2 separate regions of the Homo sapiens genome follow, and region 1 is linked to region 2. A link is a contact called in ENCODE Hi-C or POLR2A ChIA-PET data. All regions are on one chromosome and are shown on one strand. The core of a region is the stretch at or near the end of the contact, and the rest is flanking DNA. Distances in the headings are between cores, read along the strand shown. Region 1 has its middle 12 kb from the start of DIPK1A. Region 2 overlaps LRRC8C (leucine rich repeat containing 8 VRAC subunit C).

The links. Hi-C counts contacts between places; a loop is a spot of excess contacts on that map. ChIA-PET counts read pairs that join two places held with the same protein, here RNA polymerase II (POLR2A). Pooled maps may share reads with other maps.
Region 1: a pooled map shows a loop between it and region 2 (6-fold over the local background). The contact joins two enhancer-like sites. A Hi-C loop is called at or near these places in 2 of 50 pooled maps. POLR2A ChIA-PET finds 5 or more read pairs at or near these places in 2 of 52 experiments (T-cell and activated T-cell).

The regions. Positions count from the first base shown.
Region 1 is chr1:92,970,728-92,975,965 of GRCh38, forward strand. It overlaps the pseudogene RN7SL692P. Among named protein-coding and RNA genes, the nearest start is that of DIPK1A, 12 kb to the left of the region's middle. RefSeq lists an enhancer at 3,010-3,199. Within about 2 kb of position 2,909, at least 3 of the 41 ENCODE cell types and tissues checked have a DNase peak (open chromatin) inside an H3K27ac peak, as active enhancers do.
Region 2 is chr1:89,692,852-89,698,059 of GRCh38, forward strand. All of the region lies in intron 2 of LRRC8C (leucine rich repeat containing 8 VRAC subunit C), which reads left to right. Among named protein-coding and RNA genes, the nearest start is that of LRRC8C, 62 kb to the left of the region's middle. Within about 2 kb of position 1,565, at least 9 of the 41 ENCODE cell types and tissues checked have a DNase peak (open chromatin) inside an H3K27ac peak, as active enhancers do.

The sequences.
Region 1 (5,238 bases), core at 1,659-4,158, 3.3 Mb after region 2:
ATTACTCTTGTTATTGAACAAATCAATGGAGAGCCAGCATCTTCAACAAACCTTCTCAAAAAGCTTTAGGTAAAAATTAATTTTTGAGTTATAGGGAAATGGGCTTTTCCACACAAATTAATTTTCTTAGTAAACAAAACTAGTCCCTTTAAGGCACCAACTCTTGTAAAACTGTTGACCGTTGTTACATTAATAGAGATCTTTTTGAACTATGACACCCATGTCTCTGTTTTATGAAACTCTGTAATGAATATAATCTAACTATTTATTGATGCTGTAGGATTATACAATACAGAATCACATATCTGACATCTCAGAGTGGGCCAAGTATGGCCTGCTAATACCAGAGAGGAGAAGAGAACCAGCATTGAACACATCCGCTGGGATGGACTGGAACTTGGTGATGCTGATAGGGCCAACAGGCGTTCAAAATAGTTCCAGTTATCAGGTTATAGTTTGTGAAAGCAGTTGTCAGTGTTGGATTAGGCAGCAGCTGGATAGAGTCAAGCTGACACAGAATCAAGTACTTCAGAAGGAGAGACTCTGAAATTCAGGCCAGCAGGTTGGAGGTGGTAACTGGGAAGTCCGTTCAAAGACTGTCAGGGTCTATAGCCACCACCTGTATGAAGGCAAAATTTAATTTCCAGTTGCCTGCACAGCACAGTTATCTCTAGTTATAAGAATAAGGACTCACAGAAAGAGCTCAAAGTCACAGAGTATGTGGCTGGAGTTGGTTAAAAATCTTTCTTAGGCGGGGAAAGGTTGGGTAACTTGCCTAAGGTCATACTGTGAAGGTGCACGCCCAGAATTCTATCACAGGCGAACTCCCTATCTGTCTCTGCTACTTCGCTCTATTCATTTTAAAATAAAACAAACATTTTACTATTTTGGCAAATGTAGAAATGACTGGATTTGTTTTTCTGATTCTAAGGAAAATTCCAACTATACAACTCTAGAGTCACATAATTCATTTTTGAAGGGACAAGAGTGAGTTACATATTTATCTATAAGAAAAATATGTTGTTGTTATAGAACTGATTACTATAGGGGTACCTTAAGAATTATCTGTCTTAAATTCCTACAACCTAAAATTAAACCTTTCAAAAGGAGCCAGTGAATCGCTATGAAAATAGCACAGTTCAATTAGATTTAAATTAAACACTGGTTTCAAATTTGGGATACTAAAAATAAATTATTATAACTGTGAATTCTAAATTATTCTACCTATTAAAAAACCTAAATTAATATATTTAAAATTTGATAATGAGCTAAAAACATTTAGTTCAAAGGAACTACATTTTCATGATATGAAAAACAGAACTTTTGTTCTTCCTCATCCTCAGACTCTCAAAAAAAAAACACAGAATATTATTAAGAAACAATGATCAGGCTGGGCGTGGTGGCTCATGCCTGTAAACCCAGCACTTTGGGAGGCCAAGGTGGGTGGATGGTGAGGTCAGGAGTTCAAGACCAGTCTGGCCAAGATAGTGAAACCCCGTCTCTACTAAAAATACAAAAAAAATTAGCCAGGCACAGTGGCAGCCGCCTGTAATCCCAGCTACTCGGGAGGCTAAGGCAGGAGAATCGCTCGAACCCCAGATGGCAGAGGTTGCAGTGAGCCAAGATCACACCACTGCATTCCAGCCTGGGTGACAGAGTGAGACACTGTCTCAAAAAAAAAAAAAAAAAGCAATGATCTCTCAGGTTCTTACTTTAAATTATTCTTAGATGATTACTATTTTGTTACTTAAATTACCAACAATAAAAGGATTTCTATTTGAATTCAGGTATTTTTCACCTTATATTCTCCATTATTGCCTTCCTGAGATTCAGTTCTAAAGAAGACTAAACTTGCCTCCACTCTAATCCTGCATTTCCTCTTTCCAAAAAGGCATTTCCTCTTGATTACTCCACTTCAAGCTCTAAATATATGTCAGTTCTGGGACTGTGAATGATGATGGTGCTTTGCAAAAACAGGTTAAAAAATATCAAATAGGTGAAGGAAGCTGCAAGTAGGGTCTTGGCCAGGCAATGGGCCAGCAAGATGGAAAAACAGGAGTTGAGTAAGACCCAAGAACCAAAGGGCAGGACAAATTAGTGACCTAGAAGCCAAAGGCAGGCAGAATTTAGAGTATGCCAGAAACTAGGCATGCAGATAGCAACAAAAGAGATCAGAAATCCCAAAGGAGAATGCTTTAGGAGACTAGGCATGCCACAAGCCAGGCAGGGTTAGGGACCCTGTGAGTAAAAGGGGTGGTCAGGAGGTAAGAGCACAGTCTCAGCAAGAGGTAGGGGCAGCAGAAGTCAAGCACCCGTGCAAAGAAGCCTCCAAGGAGACCTTGATTCTCAGGCTAAACAGTGTCCTGCCTGGGACTGTCAGAAGAAGTAGAAAAAGACACCTAGTTGCCCAGGGAATATGAATTTGGACCGACCAGAGCAGGTCTTTCCTTTTCCTACGGTTAACAAATGATTTGGCTCCATGACCAGATAGCTGGCGAATTTTCTTCACTTTTGGATGCTTTTATCCTGACACTCTCTGCTGCTCTCTTCCTAGGTAATGTAGAGTTCTTAATCGGTACCCACAGATGCTGCACTGATTCAACTTGGCAAGAGACTTAGAGCGTCTCAGGACAAGTTGGAAACTGAAAATAGATTCTGCCCATTGACTCAGCAGGATTGGGGGGTTGCCTCTTAATAATCGCACACCAAGTTAGAACTCGTCATGTCTAAGATGTCCTATTCCAGTGTGGTCTCATTTTGTTCCAAAGGTGGTTTTCTTTTTTAAAAACAGAAGTATTGACAGTTGGTCCCATGTTATATTTTTCCGCTTTACAGACTCTAACAAAGTTCTACAGATATGAAAGTCTGGTGACATTTCCCTTCTCTTTATAAAGTGTGGATTTCACAGAACCCACTCCCTGTCAAGGCCATCTGGGGAAGTGTAGAATCTTTTATCTCTCTAGGCAAAAGGGTTTATCTGTTTTACTTCCTTCTTTTAAGCTGAGGACCTTCTGAGGTAGTTTCTTTAATAAGTAAATTACTTTCTTCCCCTGTCTTACCTGACTGTGTTGATAGCAGAAGTGAGGGCATTTTCTTAGAAGATAAGATTTCTTTTACATTGGGTTTATGAATGAGGATTGGTGGGTCTAGTCCCCACCTCCCCACCATGGGGCTGAAATGAAGAGCTGAAGGTCTCATAGGCAATTCTGGGCCACATTCAGTCTTGTTGAGACCTCTTTGGTGTGATTTGTATGAATTTGGATCAGATTACCTGAATTTGAATCCCAGTTATATGATTTTCTGGCTATATGACTTTGAATAAGTCATATACCTAATTTCTCTGGCTTTAGTTTTCTCATTTCTAAAATAGAAAAAAATAATATATCCCAACCTCGTTGTGCAGATTAAACAAAATAATATATCTGAAAGTGCCTTATGTATTTTCTGTAAGTATTCTGTGCATGTTAACAAAATCCTTAAGAAGGTAGGGCGGACAGTGCTCCCTGTAGGTTACCCATCATAGGACTATTTACACCTGAGGCTGTTCTTTCACAGTGCATTATTTATTTATTTTTATTTAATTTATTTATTTATTTATTTATTTATTTATTTATTTTTGAGATGGAGTCTCGCTCTATCACCCAGGCTGGAGTGCAGTGGCAGGGTCTTGGCTCACCACAACCTCTGCCTCCCGGGTTCAAGCCATTCTCCTGCCTCTCAGCCTCCCAAGTAGCTGGGATTACAGGTGCGTGCCACCACACCTGGCTAATTTTTGCATTTTGAATAGAGACAGGGTTTCACCATGTTGGCCAGGCTGGTCTTGAACTCCTGACCTCGTGATCCACCTGCCTCGGCCTCCCAAAGTGCTGGGATTACAGGTGTGAGCCACTGCGCCTGGCCTATTTTTTTAATTAGAGAGGAAGTCTTGCTTTGTTGCCCAGGCTGGAGTGCAGTGATGTAATCATAGCTAGTGCAACCTCAAACTACTGGGCTCAAGTGATCCTTCTGCCTGGGCCTTCCAAAGTGCTAGGATTACAGGTGTGAGCCACCATGCCCAGCCCATAATTTGGTTTTTATTTTATTTTTTAATTTTATTTTGGGAGACAGGTTCTGACTATGTTGACTATGAGTGCAGTGGCTATTCACAGGTGCAATCCCACTACTGATCAGCATGGGAGTTTCGACCTGCTCTGTTTCTGACCTGGGCCAGTTCACTCCTCCTTAGGCAACCTGGTGGTCCCCTACTACTGGGAGGTCACCACACTGATGCCGAACTCAGTGCTGAGACCCAGTGACCACAGTGCACTACATCCCAGAACCCCTACACGCACGCTATCCTCCTGTCCTCTGTCCCCTCCTCCCAAGTGGCTGGAACTACAGGCCTGACACTGCACCCCACTGATGTAGAAAACTCCCAAAAGGCCCTTTTTCTGTAGTCTTCCTCCTGAGTTAAGTGGAAATTTCCAATATGCTGTTCCCTAGAGAAAGTTTAGCTCAAATTTGTTTGTAGGTTTTTTTTTTTTTTTTAGAGGGAGTCTCGCTCTGTCGCCCAGGCTGGAGTGCAGTGGCGTGATCTCCGCTAGGCTGGAGTGCAGTGGTGCGATGGGCTCACTGCAAGCTCCGCCTCCCTGAGTGCATGCCATTCTCCTGCCACAGCCTCCCGAGTAGCTGGGACTACAGGCGCCCGCCATCATGCCCAGCTAATTTTTTTGTATTTTTAGTAGAGACAGGGTTTCACTGTGTTAGCCAGGATGATCTCGATCTCCTGAACTCGTGATCCGCCCATCTCGGCCTCCCAAAGTGCTGGGATTACAGGCATGAGCCACCGCGCCTGGCCGTTTGTTTGTAGCTTTAATGGTAGCTCAGTAGGTCGTTCAGCATCACCGTGTGCTTAAGGAACAGAGATTTTCACCCTAGAAAACAGTCTTTGGAAGGTTGAGTTATTTATCATAGCTCATGTGGTTAGTCATTTAAAACAGTTCAGTGGTTTAGTGGCACCTGTCTTCTGCCCCACCCTCAGCTAATGCCACTGTCCCTCAAATGTTCTGCGTTTAGCCACAGGGCTCTTCTTTCAGTTCCTCCAGTGCCTATAAACCCTCCTGTCACGTGGCTCATGCACATGCTGTTCCCACTTCCCAAAATGCTTCTTGCCTCTCCCCATCCTCTACCAAACTTCTAATTATCCTGCAGATCTCAATTCAGAGAAGTCTTCCCTGACTTCCAAGAAAAGTTCTGATG
Region 2 (5,208 bases), core at 315-2,814:
CAACACGTTGCTTCCTGGAAAAATAAGATTGCTTTAGATCTCTGCTCAGTGACTCCAGGTTATCTTATTATGACCAAATCCAAAACAGCCCATGGGCAGACCGTTACCAAATATAGAATTAGCAGTTAGAAACCAGAAACAGGAACTGGAAGATGCAAGCCCCCTGGAAGCCCTAGGGGACCTGCCTTGTGATTGTGACATAGAAAAGACATTTCCTGCTTTCTGAATTTGGAGGGGAAAAAAGAATTATTTCAATGACAAAGCCACCTACAAAAAAATCCTGGAAGATTTAACCCAATCACTAGGAGCGAAGTGGCCAGCAGGGTCACACTATCAAAAAGGTTAGGACATGTGAGTTTTTTGGTTAGAGCTGATCCCCGCTTTGATTTTTAGGGCATACTGAAATTAATTTCTACTTCTCTGATTTAGAGCCATCAATGTCAGCTCCATGACAAATGACCTTCAGGTGAAAATGCTCATAGGCAGTTCACTGGAAAGTACAGGCAATCAGAATTATAGATTCCAGAATGATATCAGAAGACTTCATTTTGACAATGTGCCCTGAATTCTTGCTTCTACTCCCCCCATGCAGTCATCTGCTGTATACTGTCTGGGATTTCTAGTAGATCTTTTTCTTTGGCCAAATTTGAATTTTATAGATAGAAGCCCAGAAATTCTTACTTAGAATCAGTAATACTGATTACATCAGAATACTGATGAAATCACAGATAGAAGTGAAGGCTTAAAATCAAGACCTCATCTCAGATATGTTCCTTTTCTTTTATCTTTTCTTCCTTTTTTTTTTTTTTTTTTTTTTTTTTTTTGAGACAGAGTCTCACTCTGTCACCCAGGCTGGAGTGCAGAGGCGCGGTCTCGGCTCACTGCAACCTCTGCCTCCCAGTTCAAGCAATTCTCATACCTCAGCCACCTGAGTAGCTGGGTTTACAAGCATGCACCACCACACCCAGCTAATTTTTGTATTTTTAGTGGAGACAGAGTTTAACCATTTTGGCCAGGTTGGTCTTGAACTCCTGGCCTAGAGTGATCCACCCACCTCAGCCTTCCAAAGTGCTGGGATTACAGGTGTGAGCTACTGCACCGGCCCAGTTGTATAAAGTTTCCATGTACCCACCTTACATCTCCGTTCTACTAGGGTCTTTGGGGAATATAAAACAAAAATTATTTAGATAGTGAAAATAATTGTAAAGAGCAACCTTTGTCATCTCTGTGGGGATGGTAGTGAATGGTGTGAAAGAAACACTATTTCAAAACCTCTGTTACATCTAGTATCAAAAATATGCCTTAGTTGGGACCTTCTTTTTATGGTGGTTTATTTGAACTGACACTTTTGATCTTCCCTAGAATTTTACTTCTTGTCATCTATCACCTTGACAATTTTATGTGGACTGAATTCCAATTTTATGTGGACTGTATACAGGGTGGTTATAGGAATACAGGAATAAATTATATTCCAGGGAGAAAAAAGTGATATGGTGTATTACAGAAGATAAGACTTGTGGGGCATGGTAACATTCTACAGATGTCCACTTGGGGGTTTCTAGCAAACAAGGACTTTCAGCTCTGCTTCATTTTGTTTCGTTTGTTTTGTTATTTTGGAGACGAGTTCTCACTCTGTTGCGCAGGCTGCTTTGAAACTCCTGGGCTCTAGTGATCTTCCTGCCTCAGCTTCCTGAGTAGCTGGGATTACAGGTGCGTGACACCATGCCCAGCTTCTTTTTTTTTTTTTTTTTTTTTTGAGATGGAGTCTCACTCTGTCACCCAGGCTGGAATGTGTGCATTGGCATGATCTCACTGCAACTCCACTTCCCGGGTTCAAGTGGTTCTCCTGCCTCAGCTTCCCTAGTAGTTGAGATTACATCCATGCACCACCACACCCAGCTAATTTTTGTATTTTTAGTAGAGACGGGCTTTCACCATGTTGGCCAGAATGGTCTCAAACTTCTGACCTCAAGTGATCCACCCGCCTCAGCCTCCCAAAGTGCTGGGAGCCCAGCCCATGCCCAGCTTTTTTGTTATAATAGCACTTCCTGTTTCTAATAAAAGTATAAAGACTTTTTTTTTTTTTTTTTGATACAGAGTCTCACTGTCGCCCAGGCTGGAGTGCAGTGGCTCAATCTTGGCTCACTGCAACCTCCACCTCCTGGGTTCAAGCAATTCACCTGCCTCAGCCTCCCGAGTAACTGGGACTACAGACGTGAGCCACCATGCCCAGCTAATTTTTGTATTTTTAGTAGAGATGGGGTTTCACCATGTTGGCCAGGCTGGTCTCAAACTCCTGACCTCAGGTGATCTGCCCCCCTCGGGCTCCCAAAGTGCTGGGATTACAGGCATGAACCACCGCGCCCGGCCCTATATAAAGGCTTTTGAACATACATAGTGACATTTTTCATCATGTAATGACAAGTTCAAAATGTTAAGTTTCCTAAGAAGTGTTTGAACTACTGGCAGTAATAGGGTCAGCTATCTTAAAATAGAATTGGCATCTCCCTACTCAAGTTATTTTAGTTCTTAAAAGCTGGTGAGATTCTTTGCACTGATATCCAAAGCTGGGGCTATGTGACCTTAAGTTCAATATGTTAACTTACTGTTTAGGATGTTGATGTTAAATGTTATAGGTGATAGATATTGGACTCAGAAAATGCTTAATGCAAGCTGAGACAGTGTTGTAGTGATATTCACTTGTAGAACACTTGTATGCATGATTATATCAGTTAGTAGTCACTTAATTTTATATTTTTAGAATTCTGCAAAAATCTTTTGTCTAATAAATAGGCCATCAACTATCTCATCATTTTACCTTGTAAGAAACCTTATATGCTCACTGGAAATAGAAAACCTGGATTTAAAAAAAATAATAATTTCAGCTAGATCAAGTTAATTTAAAGAGAAAAAACAAAATCTTTCCCCAAAACTTCAAACAGAAAGCATGGGCTCTCTCATATGCTCTTAGTATGAGTTTAGGTGAAACACATGGCTTTTCTGAGGCCCAGTTTTATAAAATGAGCAGGATAGGCATCACTTCCATTTTACAGTTTTATTGTGAAAAAAATGGTGATAAAATAGAAATGTATTGTTTTTAGTCTCTTTAGAAACTGTAGACCTCAAAATGTCTTCTCTGGGCAATTACTCTGATCCTCCCCAATTGAAAAACAAAACAAAAAACTGCCTTCTCTTCATTTGGGGCATCTTCATATAGTCATAAGTGTGATTAGTTGAGTCTTGACAAACAGAGATTGAGAGAGGTCTTGAATCCAGGACCAAATGCCCTAATTCTGATAGCTACCTACATCTGTCTCCCAGAAGACTTTGCAGGAGCTATACAGACATAGTGGACAAGATCAGGCAGAAGAACATTTAATTAAAGCTAAGGTTCTGGCCCTAAACCACATTATCAGTTTCCTGGTGAGCTAGGCCACACTTCAGATAAGTCTCAAGCACTTTCTTTGCCTAAGCTCTGAAAAATCTACGTACCTGCAAAAAAAGTGGGGGTGTGGTAGGGAGTTCTGAAAAAAACTCCTTAGCTTCTTTTTCTACACCTTAATCTCTGCTGTGCTCAGGTCAAAGAAAGGTAATCTGAGTAAAGAACAGACAGAGGGGAGAGGGGAAGGGGAAGGGGAAGAGAGAAGAGGGAGGAAGAGAGAGGGGAGAGAGATATTGATTTATTATTGATTCTTCCTAAAGGTCATCTGAACAATCCTCTTCAGGCCCTCCTAGGCTACCATCAACTTCCCAGAGAGAGGCAGCTTCAAACCTGTTGTGTCACATCAGTTTTAAGGAAAAAGGGAGACTTCCAAATGATGACTCCCTTTAGAAGCTCTAAAGAGAGAGTCAAAACAGACTGGTCCCAAGGAGAAACAACCCCTTGTGACACCAGAGTTCAGTCCTTTTCCTTAAAGGTCACCATCTCTATCAAGCCCTCTTTCACCTAGAAAGAAGTAAGGAGGAGCAAAGAAGAGTCTTTTCTCCCCAGAGATCAGCCATTATCTGGATGATTCAGAAAAATGGAAAAGTGCGTAGATGAAATTCTCCCTCTATAGGTAAAAGACCTGTTTGTCTGAAATGTGTGGAACCTGTCTTATCCAAATTAATATTTATGGAATCCAAATAATCTTAACTTCTAAAAATTATAATAATGATTGAAAAAAAAATCACTTGCCATCCAGCACACATAAATGACTAACAAGTGCCATGACTCTTGCTTTAACTGCAAGCCTTCTATGATGCCATAACAAATTATGGATATTATCTTTTAAGGATGACACTATCTATTCCTTCATGTAGATTGGACCACAACCTGGCAGTTGATATCATCTCACTTGGGGAGATATTTTTATTTGCTAAAAATAAATAGCAAATTATTTTCCAATTATTATAGTAAATTTCTAAAATAATCATTTAAAAATATCCTTTTAGAACAGTTTTATTTGCATGCTTCCCATATTTAGAATTCTGTATCTTTGTCCTGTTCATACATCGAAGATAATCTGGATGATTTATGTTTCTCTTTGAACTCTCCCAATTTCTTTTATTCTACTCCTGCTCACAGATTTATCAGTAAACTGCAGGGTTTCTAGAGCTAAGTCAGCTGAGTACAGAACTGAGGTTTCAGTCCCTGGGCATTGCTTCAAAAAGAGTTTTTCCTGTATTATTTTAAGAGCATAATTACAGATAAATATTTCAAATTCTTCAAACAACCGAAACAAATAGTCTGTTATAAATCAAAACATGTTCTGTGTTATGTATCCATTGAATTTTCTCACATGGTTGTTACTTTGAAATGGATGCTTTCCACATAGATCTTAAATTGCCATGGATCAAATAATTCACTGGTCTTTATGGCTTATGGAAAAATGCCATGAAGCAGAATGAGAAGAAGCTGCTTCAAATCTCACCCACCCCCTTCATTTCTGAAAAATTTTTTTTGTAATTCCTTGTTTGGCCTAGAGAAGCTTTCTTCAAAAGAAGAGGGGAAAAAAAACAATGTGGATACAACCAAGATAGAGGTAATAAAAGCATCCTTGATGGCTGGAAACCTTCAGTTTAATGAAGGGTTAAAAAAATGAACATTAATAGTATGTATTGTCATTCCCACCCTCAGAAAAGTTAGTATGTCAATATTTACAGTGATAGGAGAATCGTATTTACTAAGCAAAATTTCAAAATGTAGACATGATTCTAATGTGGATA